Regions from separate parts of the Mus musculus genome. Here region 1 is linked to region 2. The links are chromatin loops, found by intact Hi-C in ENCODE. Cell type or tissue: left cerebral cortex. All regions are shown on one strand. Each heading gives the region's core, and the rest is flanking DNA. Links, peaks and the distances in the headings are about the cores only. Region 1 overlaps Gm38884 (a long non-coding RNA gene). Region 2 holds the start of Rasgef1a (RasGEF domain family, member 1A).

What was found. Hi-C counts contacts between places; a loop is a spot of excess contacts. Peaks named below come from ENCODE experiments on the same cell type or tissue, not always from the same donor. Only the 100,000 strongest peaks of a DNase experiment are listed, where the experiment ranks them.
Region 1: it touches region 2 in a loop (4-fold over the local background); 5 of 42 quality-filtered maps call a loop at or near these places.

What each region holds. Positions count from the first base shown.
Region 1 is chr6:118,005,634-118,015,141 of GRCm38, reverse strand. Gm38884 (a long non-coding RNA gene) reads right to left here. Exons shown (of 5, transcript XR_003956500.1): 5 at 6,491-7,155. It also overlaps a transcript of Rasgef1a not described here. Among named protein-coding and RNA genes, the nearest start is that of Gm38884, 26 kb to the right of the region's middle. In left cerebral cortex, for the core only: a CTCF peak has its summit at 7,619 (motif pointing right); DNase peaks (open chromatin) are centred at 3,884, 6,003, 7,117, 7,634 and 5 more places; H3K4me3 peaks cover 3,651 bases; H3K27ac peaks cover 4,509 bases.
Region 2 is chr6:118,059,921-118,069,428 of GRCm38, reverse strand. It overlaps Rasgef1a (RasGEF domain family, member 1A), which reads right to left and starts at 3,044. Exons shown (of 13, transcript NM_027526.1): 1 at 2,967-3,044. The coding sequence starts at 2,984. In left cerebral cortex, for the core only: CTCF peaks have their summits at 1,512 (motif pointing left) and 4,297 (motif pointing left); DNase peaks (open chromatin) are centred at 2,454, 2,960, 3,518, 4,250 and 1 more place; H3K4me3 peaks cover 1,286 bases; H3K27ac peaks cover 2,701 bases.

The DNA of each region.
Region 1 (9,508 bases), core at 786-8,785, 54 kb after region 2:
GTCTCCCTGATGGAGAGGTGAGTGCCAGATGGGAGTGGGCAGGGAGTGAGTGGGAGGTGAGACAGCGGAGTAAGCAGGCAGAGAACGCATCTTCAAGTCAGCCTGCATGGGGATGAGGGTGGACAGGAGCTGGGGAACTTAAGCACAGAAGAGCCCTGCGCAAATCCCTTCACCTCTGAGGACCACCATCTCTCACCTGGGGAACTGAAAGCACCCCATATTCCCAATGCTGGACCCTGGTGTTGGGAGAGCTCCCACTGGTGTATGTCTGTGTGTGTTTCTGTGTGTGTGTACGTGTGCGTGCGTGCGTGTGTGTGTGTGTGTGTGTGTGTGTGTGTGTGTGTGTAGCACCTGCCCCAGGCTATTTTACTCAGAGTCAGTGCAAGTCCCACAGGCCCAATTTCAGGCCTCCCTTCCAGGAGTTAGCTAGTGCTCTGCTCCTTGACTTCACAGGCAACTCAAGAGGGACAGACCAGCTTCCCAGGCCCTGCCAGCTGCCCTGGACATCACTGGCCAAAGCCTAGCCCCAAGCCAAAGTGGTCCTCAAAGTAGTGAGGGTGACTACATCTTAAGTGACCTATTTCACATCCCAGAACCAACCAAGGATCCCCGAGGAAGTTTCTGTGTCAATTTAATGATGAGAGAGACGCTTCTCAGGGCACGGGCACGGGAAGGGTAATCCTAAATCACGCTCAATTGCACCTGGATGGCCAAAGGTGGTTCTTCAGAGATACGCATAGCCATCTGGGTCTCCCTGTGCAGCATCTCTCCTTGTCATCCTTAGGTAGGGTTAGTCATGGATAACATTTACACCTAACTCCCTCAACTGACAGGTAACAATCTATGGTGTCTAAGTCCGCCACTTGCCAGCTCTCCCAGAACACAAGGCCCTTTCCAGCTCTGAGCCGCAACATCCTGGCCCTTTGGACTCTGCCTGCCCCACATGTTCTAATCACATCACAGCCCTGCTGGTTCCAGCCACCTTTCCCAAATTATGTCCCAGGATTGCTGTATGGAACCCTTCTGGTGACTCCAACCCAACAACATTGTACTGGTGGGCTCATAACAGTTTGTCCACACTGAACTGGGAAATCCCTTGTGGCTAACCCTCACATGTATCAACAGCCCCAATCTACAGACCAGAAAGATGTGAGAAAGGCACATCACCAGAAAGAGAGCTATGTGTCTACCCGAGACCCCCCAAAGGGCCGGGGTACCAGAGGGTATCAGGGCCATTCCCCCACCTCAAGCCCCACAGTACCCCTGCCTCCTCCCTCCACTTCCTTGCTAAGTGCACACTCCCAAGCAGGAGGGAAGTGGGCAAGCTGGAGAGCAAAGAAACCTGGGAGGCAGCCTGGAGTGGGCGGAAATCACACAAGGCAGATTCTGGAAGCTCTGAGAGAAAAACAGCCAGAGCAGACCATAGCTGGAGCAGATGGCCTCAGAAGGAAAAGCGGGAAGGAGGGAGGGAGGAATCCCTTCAGAGAGCAGAAGGTAGGGACCTGGCAGAGTCCAGCGATGCCTTGACCAGGTCTCTCTCCACAGCAGGGCCTCACCTATGGCATAGGGCCATGTGGACATGGACATCCCAGTCTTCTGAGACCCCTCCATAGCAGGGAGGGGCTCAACGACCCCGGCCTTGGCATGGCATCTTTTCTCTCGACCTATTTTGCATTGTAGCTTCTGGGAGACAGCAGTTCTAAGACAGTTCCAAGGCCCTGTCAGCTGCCCTGGACAACACTGGCCAAAACCCTAAGCCAGAGTAGAGTGGTCCTCACAGTGGGGGGTGGGGGCTTTATGCAGGTGCCGCTTACTCCCTCAGCAAGGCCTCTGTAGGGCCCAGCGTTTCCCCCTTCTCTTCTGACTCTCTTCCTCCCTCTCCTCTCCTTCCTCCTCTGTCTGCAGTTGCTAAGTTACACCAAAACCCGATCTGTTCTGTATGAACGGTTCCATTGCCACGGCTTGCCAGGTAAAAGGCAGCATCCACTGGTAACAGGAAAGCACATCTCAGAAACAAACAGACAGACAGACACAGACAGACAGACAAACTCCTGGATGGTTTTCAGACCAGGCCTCTGGCACCACTGTCTGGGAACATCTGAGTGGGCTTCCAAATCCCAGGGGATATGAACAAGAGAACACAGTTTCCACACCTTATCATAGAATCTGGGTATTCGCTTCTCAGAAGCAGAGGCTATGGGCCCAGGAAAATACACACACACACACACACACACACACACACACACTCTCTCTCTCTCTCTCTCTCTCTCTCTCTCTCTCTCTCTCTCTCTCTCTTCAAGCTGACAACCACCCAAATGGTTGCTGGGCCACTACAACCCACAGCCATAGAAGTGGGGTGGGGGAAGGCTGGCCAGGCATGGAACCCACTCTTCTGTCCTCAGGCCACAACTTGGAGTCCCTGATGTCCTCCTACTCTGGGGCTTCTTCCTGGGCTGAGGTAAAGTAGTATAGAGGAAGCCAAACATGGAAACACCCATGTCTCAGAGGGGTCTGCAGCCTGCCCATGGCTCACAAGTCAAAAAATGTGGTCTCCCAACTCTCTACCAGGCTATGGGGGGCTGCTTTGCTCTGGAGAGCCCAAGCCCAGCAGGGAGGTTCTTGCCCACCGAGTCTGGGATGGACAAGACCAAATCAAGAAGAAAATGGGAGAGCCCTGGGAGGTGAAGGCCCGCCCCTGGGTGCCAATCTAAACCTGGGGCAGGAGGCCATCTGAGCCTCTCCCTTGTCCCACAGAGGGATACAGCTAATAAAAGCAGGGGGTGGGGACAGAAATGGGGGTTCGGTGTCCTGAGGAGGGAAAGAGGGAACCTGATCACCTGTCTCAACCCCCAGGCAGCTTCCAAGAGGCAGGTTCTGTCAATATCCACTAGCTGCATCTCTCAGAGGTAGCTAGAGATGGAGACATCAGGGACCCATCACACAGTCTCTCCCCAATCAGCAGGCCGCAGAATGGACTGGGACGGACACACACACACACACACACACACACACACACACACACACACACACACCACGCTTATTCTGACCAGAATCAGCCAGCTGTACCTGTCAAAGTGTACGCTCCCAAACGGTCCTTCAAATGACCCTAGCCCTAGCCCACGGGACAGAGGGACACACCTCACCATGTCCCCTGGCTCTCTACCCTCAAATGCAGTGCTTACATCCCAATTCCTTGCCAAGAGCAAATGCGTGAGATGCCACCCTAGACCCAGAACGCAGAAGAGCAAATGGAAACTTCCAACTGCGCAGCCCTGAGCTCCTCGGATCCCCGGCCCCCTCCCCCACGCCAGGCCTTGGGCAGTGGACTTGCCAGTGGTGCCCACGCCTGCTACCCGGTGCGCTCCCACCATGCTCGTCCCGGCCGCCCCGCGCGCGGCAGGTGCAGGAGGCGCAGGGGTCCCGCCGTCCAGCCCAGGGCGGAGTTCCAGGAACTCCACGCGGGGCTCCCTGTCGCCCTACCCGGCGCCCGTCCCTGGATCCACGCCCGCCCGCGCTGACGACCCGAGGGGACGGCCCGCCGGAGGAGCCGAGGGGCGCGCGGGGCTGCCGCTGCCTACCTCGGTCAGCGCCAGCGTCGCTCCCGCGCCGCCCTCGCGCCGCAGCCCGGCCCCGAGCAGCGCGCGGCCGGCGCCGGCGGCTCATGCTCGGCGCCCCGGCCCGCGGCTCCCGCCCACCCGCGGCCGCCCCCGCGCTGCGCCAGCTGCGGGCAGAGCAGTTCCCTCCGCAGCCGGCGCCCGGGAGCACGAGCGCGGGGAGCGAGCAGGAGGGCGCGGGGCGAGCAGAGGAGGGTGCGGGGCGAAGGTGCCGCGGGAGAGGGCGGGCCAGGCTTTCTCTGAAAATGGATATGGCAGCCGACAGCCCCAAAGATGATGTGGCTGCCTCATTAAAACCCATTTGGCGACTCTAGGAGAGCTGCGAACATGTTTATCAGTGGTACCTGGCGGGGAAAGTGTTCCCTTCTCCCAGTCACCCTGCGGGCTTGGTAGGCTTTAGATTCCCTCTGGGCAGATGAGAAAACTGATGCTGGGAGGTGAAATGAACCTGCGTGATCTCAGAGCCAGTGAGTGACAGGTCAAGGCTCCAAAGTCACCTTGAGAGATTCTATGGCTCCCATTTGTCCAGAACCACGAGGAGCATTCTGGCTTCCAGTGGAACCTTCTGAGAAGATAGCCCCAGGATCCAGAATGTCCAGGGCAGGCAGCCAGATCCAAACAAGCAGGACGCAGCAAGCCCACAGGTTGCAGGGTGTGTACGGAAGATCACGAGGGGCCCTACGCGTCTCTTGAAGAGACCAAAGACCCTTTTCACTCATTCAGCGAGTTTCCGGAACACCTACTATATGCTAGATGTCATCATTGATCATACAACTATGGTGGCTTCTGCCTGATTGGAGTTGACATTGTCATAGCAAGTAGACAGAGGGGTGGGAGGAGGGAGTCCAAAAACCATTCAAACATCGGGTACCACTGATCCCCGGAGGAAAGAACAGTAGCAAAATCCAGAGATAGGAAATGTGGTTGTAGTCAAGTTGAAGGATCTATTTGGAGAGGTCCAGGGAGTCTTTTGATGAAAGGGCATTTTAACAAAGTCCTGTCAGAGTCAAACCATTCTGATTCGGAAGAGGCCAAATGCAAAGGTCCTGGGATCCAGGATCCCTTGGAAGGAGGCCAGAGTGGGTGTGGTGGAGAAGAGACCCCAGGACGTGCCAAGTGACAGAGCAGCTGACCTGGTCACCATTAACTCACTGAGTTTTTAACACAGAGAGCTGAGGAGCAGCTGGAGGGTTTTACACAATAATGTCATGACCTCACTTTTTAAAAAAATATATTTTGTGGAAAATGTCAGACAGGTACCATAAATGGAGATCAAGACTGAAGATAAAGCTCAGTGGGGAGAGTTAGCCTCATAGAAGTTAGCTCTCCGATGATGAGGAGGAGGAAGAGAAGGAAGAAGAAGAGGAGGAGAAAGAGTAGGAAAAGGAAGAGGAGGAAGAGGAGGAAGAGGAGGAGGAGGAGGAGGAGGAGGAGGAGGAGGAGGAGGAGGAGGAGGAGGAGGAGGAGAATTCAAGGCACAACATTCCAAACGGCCCACCTTCACTATGACTAATTTTAATTTATCTATATCTCTTCCTACCATTTCCTTCATTTTTTGTTCTTTTGATGTGAACTTTAAAACATTTTGTAAGTATAACATATAAACAAAAGTAAATGTGTGTCCAATAGACTTTTAAAAGAATACAGCAACTCGGTGACTACATTAATAGGTATTTGCCCCTGAATTTGCATTGTGAAAAGATTTTCCCCCTGTGGTTCTTTCTCCTTTTGTTTTTTGTGAAAAGATTTTCCCCCTGTGGTTCTTTCTCCTTTTGTTTTTTGCTTTAATAAAAGTTCAGCTTGGGCTGGTGAGATGGCTCAGTGGGTAAGAGCACCCGACTGCTCTTCCGAAGGTCCGGAGTTCAAATCCCAGCAACCACATGGTGGCTCACAACCATCCCTAATGAGATCTGACTCCCTCTTCTGGAGTGTCTGAAGACAGCTACAGTGTACTTACATATAATCAATAAATAAATCTTTAAAAAATAAAAAATAAAAAATAAATAAAAGTTCAGCTTGCGTTTGTTTTTTGTTTTTTCATACAATATATTTTTATCACGGTTTCCATCCCACAACCCTTTGCAGATCTCCCCACCACCACCACCCCATCCAACCTTCTTCATGTACATTCTCTTTCTAAAACAAAAAGGGGAGGGAAGCAAGCAAATAAAATAATGACAAAAAAATCCTCCCCCAAAAAGGAGCCAGCTGCTCCTGGGCATAAGGCCTGCCTTGGAGTGTGGGTGATTTGGCATTCCGCTGAAGAAAGCCGATTTTCCTGTTCCTAGTAGGTATCCATTGCAAACAGGATCTTGGTTAGGGGTGGGACTTTGCATACTTTCTCCTTTTTCATTGGTGGGCACTGGTGTTCATCCTGTGGGTGCTGCTCAAGTCTGAGTTCATGTGTGCATCCGTCCTGTTGTGTCTTGAAGACTGTTTCCTTGGCATCGTCCACCACTTCTGCCACCCCTTCTGCCTAGATCCTTGATCCTTGGCAGATGGGATGTGTTAAGAACAGCCCATTTATGCTCACAGTCATCTATAAGATGGAACACAGGGCCCCCAATAGAGAAGCTAGAGAAAGCACCCAAGGAACTGAAGGGGTCTGCAACCCTATAGGTGGAACAACAATATGAACTAAGCAGTACCCCCAGAGCTCATATCTCTAGCTGCATATGCAGCAGAAGATGGCCTAGTCAGCTATCACTGGGAACAGAGGCCCCTTGGCATTGTAAACTTTATATGCCCCAGTACAGGGAAATGCCAGGGCCAAGAAGCGGGAGTGGGTGGGTAGGGGAGCAGGGCAGAGGGAGGGTATAGGGAACTTTCGGGATAGCATTTGAAATGTATATAAAGAAAATATCAAATAAATAAATAAATAAATAAATCCCATTTAGGGTTGAGTGCTCCAAAGTCTCTCACTCTCTACATGTTATCTAGCTGTGGGTTTCTGTGTTAATTGTGGGATCTTTCTACACTGCTGTAGCTGATCTAGAACTCCTGAGCTCAAGCAGACCTTCACCTTATTCTCAGAGTAGTTGGCACTATGGGCACAGGCTCTATCTAGCCCAGGGTGATTGGAGACTTCCATCCCAACTGCCTCAGTGCCCAGGCGCTGAGATTAACAGGCCTGCTCCACCATGCTGGGCTTGTTCTTGCGTTATTTAGAGCTTAGGGTGTAGTCTATTTTTAGGAAATGCCCTGCATGCCCTTGCAAAGCATGAGTAATCCATACACACCAACAGGGTGGGGCTGGCTAAAGAAGTCTAAACCTTCTAAATTGTTAACTGGATTGGATCTTGTATTCTATTGGTTCCTGAAAAGGGGTTTCTAAAAATTTCTACTGTGGCCACAGACCAGAAACAACCCCCAAATTGTACAGAAGATGGATGGATAAAAGCATTCAGTGCAGCTGACAACAGAACACTTCCCAACAGTAAGAGAGGAGCTGGTATTGAGCACAGCTTGGCTGATTCTTGGCTGCATTACACAGAAGATGCTAAGCTCAGAATCATCCGCCCAACTCTTCTTATGTGATGTCCTAGAAAAGAGAAGACTGTAGAGAGGAAAACCAAGTGATGGTTGGTGCAGAGAAAAGCTTGACTAGTGAGCCAGAAACCTCTAGGGGTGACAAAATGGAGCTGCCTCTTCGTTGGTAGTGCTAATCACATGATCTCTCTCTCTCCCTCCCTCCCTCTCTCTCTCTCTCTCTCTCTCTCTCTCTCTCTCTCTCTCTCTCTCACTCACTCACTCACTCACTCACACACACACGCACACACATACACACACACAAAAGCACATTTTGCTCTGTATAAAGTTATTTTAAAACTATTTTTAATGATTATAAATTATAAACAGTCTTTCCAATGCGAACATCTGGCCATATCTTTCTTCAGATACTGTCTGTAGGTTTTAAATATATATTTTTAAAGGTTTATTTTTATGTTATGTGTATGATGAGTGTTTCTCTGAAAGTATGTCTGTGAACCATGTGCATGCAACGCCCAGCAAGGCCAGAAGAGGGCATCAGATTCTCCGGAACTGCAGTTACAGAACCTAGTGGAAGTGATTAGGCCATTTGGGGTGTTTCTCTCAAATACTGATGTATTCTCATGGGACTCTGGTTCATTCTCGGGAAAGGGTTGTTGATAAATTACTGAACCTTTCCCAGACTCTGACGTCATGTCTTGCTATATGATTTCTCTTGCTCACTGATGCTTTCTCCATGATGAATAGTTTGCGTGACCGAAGAGTAGCTTACTATAGGTCAGATCAATCAGTCCGGTCTCTAAAGAGTTAAATAACCCTCTGTTCTGTATGCACTGCCCAGCTTCAGGTATTTTGTTATAGAATGCTAAAAAACAAACAACAAGAAAACAAAACCTGTCCTAATAAACAGATTAGGGATGAAGGCAGCTCAGGCTAGGATAGTTAGGACTGAAGAAACAGAAAATGTTTACAACTGGGCTTGTGCTGCAAACATAGTCTCAAGTATTTGGGTCACAGAAAAGAAGGACCCAAGGATAGATAGGCAGAGTATCTATGCGATTTCATTTCATATCAAATTTAAATTGCATATTAATCTTTTTGCTCAAGCAGAGCATACAAGCCCAGGTCAATGGTAAAATTCTGAAACCGAAGACCCTATGCCGGGGCTTAAACTGGCCAGACACTTTCCCCAGTGTCCTCCCCTAGTGGAGCTGCCTGGTGAGACTTTCCCGAAGGTGTGTGTCTTGTCCATGGCTGAGATCTAGGTCAAGGGACTGGGAAGTAGTTCTGATCTCCCCCACATGAGTTCAAATGGGGTAGTTTTGAGTCAATGGGCAGTGTAGGCTGTGGAGATGAGAAATAGTCGCCAAGAAGCCTCCTTAGCATAACTACAGCCATCTTGGTCATAGCTGTCATTGTGCCAGGTGACACAGCATATATCACAAACACTATAAGACAAACTCTCTAAAACAGTGGCCAAGCACAGCCTGCTACTCGTTGTTTAGCTGACAACGGCAGGTAGCTTTGTGCGGACCCAGACATGGCCCACCTTTACCCTCTTCCCACGTGCTCCCAACTTGCAGGCTTCCTGTCTCCCTTTGTGTGATGTAGGGTTTCCCTCCTCTGCCACTGTGTGCAAGTCCCCACTAAGCTGCCCTGTAGACTCCTGGGTCCACTTACCTCTTCCTTCCTCTGCTCAGCGTTACAGCCACATGCAGATGATGTCCCCTGAGAATTTGTGTTCCTCTGAAGATCTCTAATGTAGACCTGCCACCATGACTGTCATTCTGACCAGCTGCCCATAAACTGTGGTTCCATAAGCATCTATGGTTCTCAGGGTCTCTGGTCCCATGGCCAGTTGATCTCCTATTTCCACTTAACCTCTCTCTTCTGACTTCTCCAGCCTCCTGCCCAGCTACGTGTTACAGTTTTACCCATACCTCTACCCTACATCTCATTCCTCCCTCTCCAGTGACAGATGAACCCTGCCCCACCTTCTCCACATGGTCTCTCATCTGTCTGAGGGTTGTTGAGATCACATGGTTCTGTGGTCACACTAAACCCACTGGAAATTCACCAGCACCCCTCAGCCACCTCCCCTGCAATCCCCCTTCTCCTGTTTTTATATTGTGAACTATGTCCTACATTCAGAAGAATGTGTGAATGTCTGTTTACAGCCTGAAGATGATCAGAATGAGAACGCCCACAAAAGCCACGAAGTAGGACAGTGCTGCTTCGGAGAACTCTCTCGGGTCCCTTGGCGGGGACTCGCCCCCAGACCTCCTCCCTCGAGTGAGCCTTGGGAATCATTCTCCTGTCGCTGTATGAACTTCCACTCCAGTGAGTATGGTGGGTTTTTTTCACTTGGTAAATAGGGTCATAACTCTGCATCACATTTGTGAACA
Region 2 (9,508 bases), core at 989-8,988:
TTATTTCATGCCTTTGAGAATCAGAGAGTTTTGTATGATACTTAAACCACTCAGAGCCAGATGTGGTGGTGCATGCCTTTGATCCCAGCACTCTGGAGGCAGAGGCACGCAGGTCTCTATAAGTTGACAGTCAGCCTGGGTTACATAGTAAGCCCAGAACAGCCAGGGCTAAAAGAAGAGCTGCTATGCCTCCTCCCAAAACAAAAACTAACTAAAGAAAGAAACAAACAAACTAACTAATTCAGCTATTCAATCCTTCAGATTTCTTGCTTTCCTGCTCATCCTGTGAAGTTAACAGAGCCAAGAACTCCAACATCTGTAGCATGGAAATGTGAGACACCTATAAACATAGCTGGAAAATACACCAGGAAACAGCATCAAACCAAAGAAGCGAACTCAGTAACATTTTAAAGCACAATAGAGCCTGACCTAGACCTATTTATTCCAGGAATGAGGGGACAAATAAGCCCAGAAAGATCATAAGTCAATTCATGGATACACTCAAGAGAAACTGTTGATGCTTCAACTAGATACAGGAAAGCAGTGGTAAAACTGTATCCGTTCTCCGTGAGTACCTGCTCGTTTGGCAATGAGTGCAGGGCTGGGGTGACAACAGAGAGCTGCAGACACCACAGGGCCAATGGCAGACGTAGAGAAACAGGACAGTGAGGCAAGCCCAGGAGGACCAAGTCCACAGGAAATATTGCTTTGTGTCCTGGGACTCAGCAACTCCCAGGGAAAACAGACAGGGGTGCTGTGCCCACTTTCTTCCAGCCTTAGGCACCCCAAGGCCACCGCTGCCAGAGGCCTAGAAGCACCGGTGAAAAGATAAAGAGGCTTGAACAAAGCCTTGGGCCAGCAGACAAGTAGGCAGCACAGCTGAGGGCCACCAGGATGGAGCAAGCTCATCAGGCTTCCTTAAACTCTAGACTTTTCACCCTCCAGCTACATTTCACACCATCCCTGCAGACTACAGACTCTATGGTCTCCTCTGGGGCTAATGATGCTTCCGTCCCTGCCCAGCCCTCAATGCCCACGGTCCTATCAGCGGTAAGGCCTCTTTGCTGTGCCATCAAAACACATCAAATCACCTCTCTCTCATCCAGAATCCAAGCTCCATGCCTGTGCTCCCTGGCTGGCCCTGTCATGGCCAGCACTGTCCTTGACCCTCCCACGTGAAGCATCCAATGATGGCCTGACAGCCCCAGGCATTGTTATCCCTTCCAAGACCCTAGGACAATAGCCTGTCATGCTGGTCTCTAGTGCTCCCAAAAGCCCAACCTCCCACACAGATGGCTTCCCCACCCAGGCCTGCCCTGTCTTCCTTAAATGTTCCCACTCACCTAGTTCTTTCTCACTCTTCTTCAGTGGGGTCCTTACACCCACAGGACATCTCTGACGCCTCTTCTGGCTACCCTGACAAAGGCACAAACATCACCCCACACTGGTAGTCAGCTCGCTAAGCCCAAGTGTGCCACACATCCCTGGGGAGACCGGGGCAGGCTGTGTAGCCCCCTGGTGGTTAGTAGAATGATGTGTGTCAATGAGCTAGAACTGAGGTGCCAATGTAGGGCCCCTTCCTGTCCTAGGACCCTGTCAACCTGTTCCCCAGCAAAAAGTAGGTGGCACAGCAGAGTGACGCAGGATGGGTATTAGCAGAGGAAACAGTCACCGGAGCTGAGCATCGTTTTACGTCTGCATGATACCAGAATCATCCTTCCTGATGCACTCCTGCTGTGGGCTACTCCTCTACGTTCATCTTTAGTCCTTTCTGCCATGTAACTTAGTCTGTATATTACTCACTGTGGAGGTGCTCAACCTTCCTAATGTTGCGACCCTTTAATGCTGTTCTTCGTGTTGTGCTGAGCCCCAGCCATAAAATGTATTTCGCTGATACTTCATAAGTATAATTTTGCTACTGCTATGAATTATAATGTAAATATCTGACATGCAGGCTATCTGAGAGGCAACCCCTTGAAAGGGTCGTTTAACCCCAAGGGGTCTTGACCCACAGGTTAAGAACCAATGATTTTCTGGCACCCAGATGAGCTCTGTGAGGATAAGAACTGTTGCCTGCTTAGTTCTCTGCAAACCACAGTGCCAGCGCATAGCAGGTGCTTAATAAATGTGCATTGTCTGTCCTACATCTTCAGCCCATTAATGTTGGCTCCTCATCTCCACTCTTCCAAATCAATGGTCTGCACTGGGTCTGGTCTAGACAGGTCTGTGTACTGCTCCTGAATCCCACTGCCCACTATGGCTCAAAACAGCTAGAAAGGTGCAGTGGTGGCTCAGGCCCAGGGTTAATTTTAGGGAGATTCTCAGCCTTCCCCTCACTAGGCACTCTTCTCTTTAAACACATGACATTTGAGAATGCACAGGCACAGCCTTGCCCCCACACCTGCCTCCTCTTAACGGCTCTCACTTAAGCCTCCCATATATAAACACGTCCTCTCTCCCGCCCACACATCGCACATACAAGCGCACACCTCCCACATGATCAACCACTCCATCACAGACCGCCCCCACTCCAAGCACTTATGGAGTAAACAGTGGTTCTGAGCCCAAGGATAGGGGAAATTCCAAGATCGCCACTGCTTTTTACAAGTCTGCTCTGTCCAGGACAGCCCTTTGCTTTCTCTTCTGCCGCACCCGGACCCTGCTGCGAAACACCCCACCCCACCCCCACCCCCTGCAGGTTTTCAAGTGGCGCTTTACAGCGGAGCCGCTGGTGTCAGCAGAGGCTAGGAAGGCAGCAGCTGCACCTTGGGCGAGGCCCAAGTGGCGGCAGGTGTCCGGGCAGGGACAGGAGAGAGAGTTGCCCTGGTTGTCCTGGGGGCGAGCACCCTCCTGGCCGCGCTTCCCAAGCTCTGGGGCACAGAAACCTTAACCTTGCGGTCCTGCTGTGGTCAAGACACTGCCCTGGAGTGCTCCTAACCCGCAGTCCCGCACTGCCACAACCCTACCTGGGGCTCCAGAAACATCCTGGCTACAGCTCCCGCTACCGGACCCGCAGGCGGTGTAGAAGCCCGACTACCCTCCGGGGCTGAGCCAGTGCCGCCCAAGCCCGGGGACTTCCCTCCCGTGACCCAGCCACCTCCCGCCCGGGGCGGGGCTGGCGAGCCTCGTGAACAAGACCCTGGGAGGAGCACTAGCAAGGGACAGGGCGAGGCACAGTGAGGCGTGAGCACCCGCAGGGTTTGTGGTGCTAGGTTTGGGAATGGCGTAAGGGTCAAGGCTCTGGGCTCTGGGCGGGGTGGGTCGTCTTGCTGGTGAAGTCCAGGAAGGAGAGGGGAGGGGAGGGGAGGGGAGGGCCAGGAAGGGTCCCAGACTCCTCCTTGGAGACTGAACGCTACAGAGCTACCGCAGGTGCCCAAGCAGCGCTTAGTTCAGATGCTTCCCCTGCCGGGCGGGCGCTCGCTCCACACAGCTGTAGTCTGAAGTGTCTTGAATCCTCAGTCCTTCTATCATCCCCAGAACGCCAGGGATACAGCAGCTGCTGTCGTGGAAGGGCTAATCCGAGTAAGGGATATGCCTGGTGCCTGTCTCTGAGGATCTATCTCACCTCACCCCCACCCCCACCCCACTCCCTGCACTAGGAAAGAATCCTGTCAGGTGCCTCCCACCGCAGCTCCAGCTCTTAGAGTTTAGATGGCAGCGGTGGGCTGAAATGAAGAATGCCCTCTCTGGGGATCTGAAACTAAGGAAGCAGATAGAGGCTGGGAGGGCAGAGAGAGCTGGGCCAGGTTCTAGGAGTCAAAGCTGCTCTCAGCTGGAACCATAGACCATAGACGGGGCAGAGGATGCCCAGGGGGGATTAAACAATCCTATGAGAGCACACAAGCAAGCCATGGTCCCTAATGGAGACTGATGACCCGGACTTTACCCCACCCTGTCTGATCTCTGCCCAGCGGCCTGAGGGAGCACACTTCTCTCCTGCCATCTCCCTTCCCCTCTTTCTCCATCAGCTCTCTTAGCACAAAGATCCATCAGCAGACAGACTCTTGGGTAGTTAGTTCAGTCTTGTGGAACTCTGAATGTTGGGCTCATTCCCTTGTCTCCTAGGAGGACCCAGGCCCTCTGGGCTCTGCCTCCCCTGACGTCTCTACCAGCTCGCACTGTCGCTGGACCCCACCTTTCTTCTCAGGGGTCTCAGAGCCCATAGTATTTATTCCCTCCTGGAACAGCTCCACAGATGGCGGGGAGGAGGGTGCATCAGCTTTCACACAGGGCCCCCCTCTTCCAGCCCTGCATCTTGTTCCAGGGGATGCAAAGCTCACAGTGACCTCTGCTGGCGAATCTTGTCAAGACCCACCTAGACCCTCGGGTGCTGGGCCCTTGCTAGGCTCAGGTCATTCCTTCAGACTGCTCTTCTAATACCAAGAGAAACAAAACTGGAGTTCTACTTCTAGGAAGTTACCTGTCCCTGCCTTCTTTAGCCCTGTTCCTTGACCCTCTAGGACACCTGGGTCCTAAGAGGGTGATGGCATTTCTCCCACATGCACAGTTAACAAGCCAGTTGCCACCTGCTCCAGAGCAAGCTTTCCCCAGGGAGCCTATCTAGTCCCATCTCTGGCAGACATGGATGAAGCTGTCTGTCACAAGTCTGACCTCAGCATGCATATATGCATCAATCCACATCTTTCCCAGCGTCCAGGGACCTAGGGAAGCTGGCAGGCTAAAGGCTGACTCCTGTCAGATGTCCTGCTTAAAGCTATCTCGCAGCAAGGGCTTGTGGTGCCCGACCCAAGACACCATTGGAAAGTGGAGATGTGATGCGGTCTGTAAACAGCTGCTGGGGTTACTGGAAAGGCAAGACACATGGGAGGACATGCTTCCCTCCTTACTCCAGACAGCGGGGGCTGTCCTTAACAGTCCTTGTCTATAAGAGACTACCCTGAGAGTGATTGAAAAAAGAGGCAGAGAAGCCTGGCTCTGTGATGAAAGTGACAGGGCCATCCTCATAAGCACAGGACAAAATTGTAAGCTATAGCATTTTGTCTGCTTCCGCGGGTGGATGGACTCCATTGGGGCCCAAGTAAGGTCTGGGCACTTTGGTCTTAAATTGCAGTGCTTCAGTAAAGATCACAGTGAAAAGCGGAGTCCCGGGGCCTCGGGGTTCTGTTGCTCTCTCTCTGTGAGGACCTCAGCTCCTCTAACCTGGCTTAGCATGGAGTGCTTCCCCAGGTGTGGGGTCACACCCCCTTAGGAGTCTGTCTATATGTCATCTTCTCAATGACATCTTTAAGAGGTCACCTTCCATCGTGGCCTATCTCCCTCACCACAGGTTCCCTCCTTGGGTTACTCAATCCAGCCTTATCTTTCCACCTCCTTATTGGTCTGCTTTAAAAAGAATCTGAGCACCATGAGAGGAAGATCTTTATCTGCTCACTGTTCAGTCAGTAACTGTAACTTGCCTGTGCATAGGGGCATGGTGGAATCCATCTATGGAACATATACACGAATATACTTGCCTGTTTGCAGATACAGATGTGGCTATGGAGTTAGATGTGAATACTAGTGTGGATATGCTGATCCTGATATATGGATACGAACAGAAATTGAGAAAGATAGGACAATGAAATATGGATAAAGATATAGGTTTTCATGTATAAAGATAGAATTTATGGGCAAAACATAGACATGGATAGAGAGATAAATATAGATATGGTATATAGATGTGGATTCAGGTATAGACAGCCAACACAGGGCTCAAGCCTATAATATATATAAGAACTTAACAAGCCAAAAGAGTCAAAGACCCGTTTGTATAATGAACAAAGTTATGGAGAGGTACTTCATGGTATAGCAGCATGTTTAAGTCATTGGAGTTTATCAGTCATCAGCCAGAGAGACGCTAAAATCACACTGTGAAAATCCCTACACACCCAGACTGGCAAAAATGAAAAAGCAGAAAATGCCAAGTGCTGGCAAGAAAGTGGCAAAACTGTCCGTTGCTAGTGGCCACATGGCCAGGGCAGTCATGTGAGAGCAAGCTCCAACTGTCTTCTGGGAGCTGAGCACACACAGATCTAAAAGCTCCACCTGGAGTATACAGACTTGGCAGAAACGCTCACAGACTCATACCTAGAGATACATGAGCACTGTCTCCGATGGCTTCTAACTAAAAACAACCCAAGCATCCCCCACAGAGGATGTTTCAAGACAGGCACAAACCAGAGCTCTGCATAACCATCTGGTCATCACCTCAGAAGGTTGCTAAGGGAAACCTATACACCAAGGAAGAAGGGTGGTTTTGATCATAAGGCACAGAAAGCATAAGACACATACACCACAAACCAAGAGATACAGGGTGTAAAACCATAAGTGAATAGAAGCTTAAAACAAACATTGTGCAGTTATTGACAATCAATAAAGTAGACTTCAAATCAAAATTGATCAGAAGAAATAAAAAAAGGTAAAAGGTCACTGCCTAATAATAAATGGAATAACTCATCAAGAAAATACAACAATAGTAAATACATATATTCCAAACCAGGCTCTCAGTTTTATAAACCACTAGTGGACATAAAAATTAGATACACTCTGACACAACACTAGTGGGAGGTTTCAGTACTTCGTCCTACTAATCTCTAGATAGGTGTCCCCCACTTGAACAGATGCATCCATATATATTCAAAAAGAGAGGGAGGGAGACCAGATTAATAAAGTTGAACATTAAAAAAAATGGAGACTACAACAGATCCCAATGAAACCCAGAGAATAATTAGGGAATATTTTGAAAATCTATTTTTTTAAACTAAAAGAGATAGATGTATTCCTACATGCACATGATCTACTTCTTAAATCAAGAGGGGGTAAAACAACTTGGACAGATCCATGCTCAGCAACCACGGTGAAGCAATAATAAAGGCACCCGGCAAGCAAACCCGGGGAGAAAGAGAGACAGAGACAGAGACACAGAGACACACAGAGAGAAAGAGACAGAGACAGAGACAGAGACACAGAGACACACAGAGAGAAAGAGACAGAGACAGAGACAGAGACAGAGAGACACACAGAGAGACAGAGACAGAGAGACACACAGAGAGACAGAGACAGAGACAGAGACACAGAGACACACAGAGAGACAGAGACAGAGACAGAGAGACACACAGAGAGACAGAGACAGAGACAGAGAGACACACAGACAGAGTCAACATGAGTATTTCTCAAACTGTTTCATAAAACAGAAAAGGAAGGAATTTATCAAACTCAGTGTGTGAAGCCAGCTTTCCCCTAACACCAAAACCAGGTAAGTACATAATAGTTAGAGAGAGAGAGAGAGAGAGAGAGAGAGGGAGAGAGAGAGAGAGAAAGAGAGAAAAGAAAACAGTCACGATGAACATAGGTACAAAAGGTATTCATTAAATTCTTGCAAACTGAATCCAGGAACACATTGGTAAGACCATCATGATGGGCTTCATTCAGAGAAGCAAGGCTGGTTTGACATACATGAATCAGTAAGAGCAAGACTGAGCTCTTCATTGAATACATATAAGGACAGAAGCCACATCATCACCTCAATGTAGAAAAGGCCTTCAGTGAAGTTCAACATCAATAATAATAATAATAATAATAATAATAATAATAATAATAATAACAAAAGGAAGCCTGAAGAAATGTGGAATAGAACATACCTAAACACAGTAAAGGCTACAGGTGACATAATAAACAGGGAGAAACTAAAAGCATTTCTTCTAAACTCTGGAATGAGTCAAGGCTGCCTGCTTTCTCCACACTTATTTAATATAATACAATATATTGTTAAAAATCGAAAGCAACAAAACAAAAGAAGAGAGATATCAGTAGGAAAGGAAGAATTGAAATTATCCCTGTTTATAGACAGCTTGATCCTGCATGGAAGGGACCCTGAAGACTCCAGTGGAAAACTCCTGGAACTGCAAACAGCAAATCAACAGCACACAAATGCAACCCGCCAAAGCCGGTAGCCTCTCCACCTGCCAATAGCAAACTTGTTGAGAAAGAAATTAGGGGGAACCCCATTAACAAGAGTTTCAAAGTGAAAACAAAAACAAACAAACAAAAAACTATCTAGGAATAAATCTAACCAAGGAGGTGAAGACATCTACAGTGAAACTGTAAGACACTAGAGTAAGAGGCTGGAGATGGGGCTGGAGAGATGGCCGTATTACTAAAAGCAATCTACACAGCCAATATATCCCCATCGAAATTGCAATTATACTTTTCCCAGTGTTAAAAAATCCCCAAATTCATATTTCCATACAGAAGACCTCCAAAGAGACAAATCAATCCTCAGCAAAAAGAGGGACACTGTAGGCATCACAGTACCTGTACTGGCTAGTTTTGTGTCAACTTGACACAAGCTGGAGTTATCACAGAGAAAGGAGTTTCAGTTGAGGAAATGCCTCCACGAGATCCAGCTGTAAGGCATTTCCTCAATTAGTGATCAAGTGGGGAGGTCCTCTTGTGGGTGGTGCCATCTCTGGGCCGGTAGTCTTGGGTTCTATAAGAGAGCAGGCTGAGCAAGCCAGGGGAAGCAAGCCAGTAAAGAACATCCCTCCATGGCCTCTGCATCAGCTCCTGCTTCCTGACCTGCTTGAGTTCCAGTCCTGACTTCCTTTGGTGATCGACAGCAATGTGGGAAGTGTAAGCTGAATAAACCCTTTCCTCCCCTAACTTATTTCTTGGTCATAATGTTTGTGCATTATGTGCATTATAGAAACCCTGACAAAGACATTACCTGATCTCAAACTGCACCACAGAGCCATGGTCACAAAAAATGGTGTTATCCTGTCACAAAGCCAGATGTAGGCAGACCAACAGAATGGAGTGTAAAACCCAGAAATAAACACGTAGCAACAGCCCCCCTATTTGGACAAAGGTACCACGCAAGGTTGAAAATATAATGTCTCTGACAATGCTGCAGGGAGAGTGGGGTCTCCACATGCAGAGGAGTGACACTTCAACCTCACCCCTCAGCCCGCACAAAAACCGTCATAAACAGATCCTGCGCCTTATCACAAGACTGAAACTCTGAACCGGAAAAGGGAAAATAGAGGTGCAACATTTCATCATGTAGCCAAGGAGCTTTTGAAATAAAGTCTCTAATGCTACAGGAAGTAACCCCAAGAATCAACAAATGAAATTGCACACAATTAAAAAGCTTTCATCAGGAAAAATAACAATTACCAGAGTGAAAGGACCAGGTTACAGAAAGGGGTAGAATACTTCTCAACTATACATCAGACAAGAGCTTGGTTGATATACAGAATATATACAGAATTGTAATACCTAAACTCCAGACAACATCTCAAATTAGCCCATCAATAAATGGGCTATTGAGCTCAATCGACAGCTCTCAAAAACAGAATACAGGGACTGGGGAGCTGCCTGCCTGCAAGTGTGAGGTCCAGTACCCATGTAAGAGCCAGGTTACACACACCTGTAATCTCAGTACTGTTGTGGCAGAGGCAAGTAGATCCCTGAAGTGCATTGCCAGCTAGTGAGCTTCAGATTCAGTGAG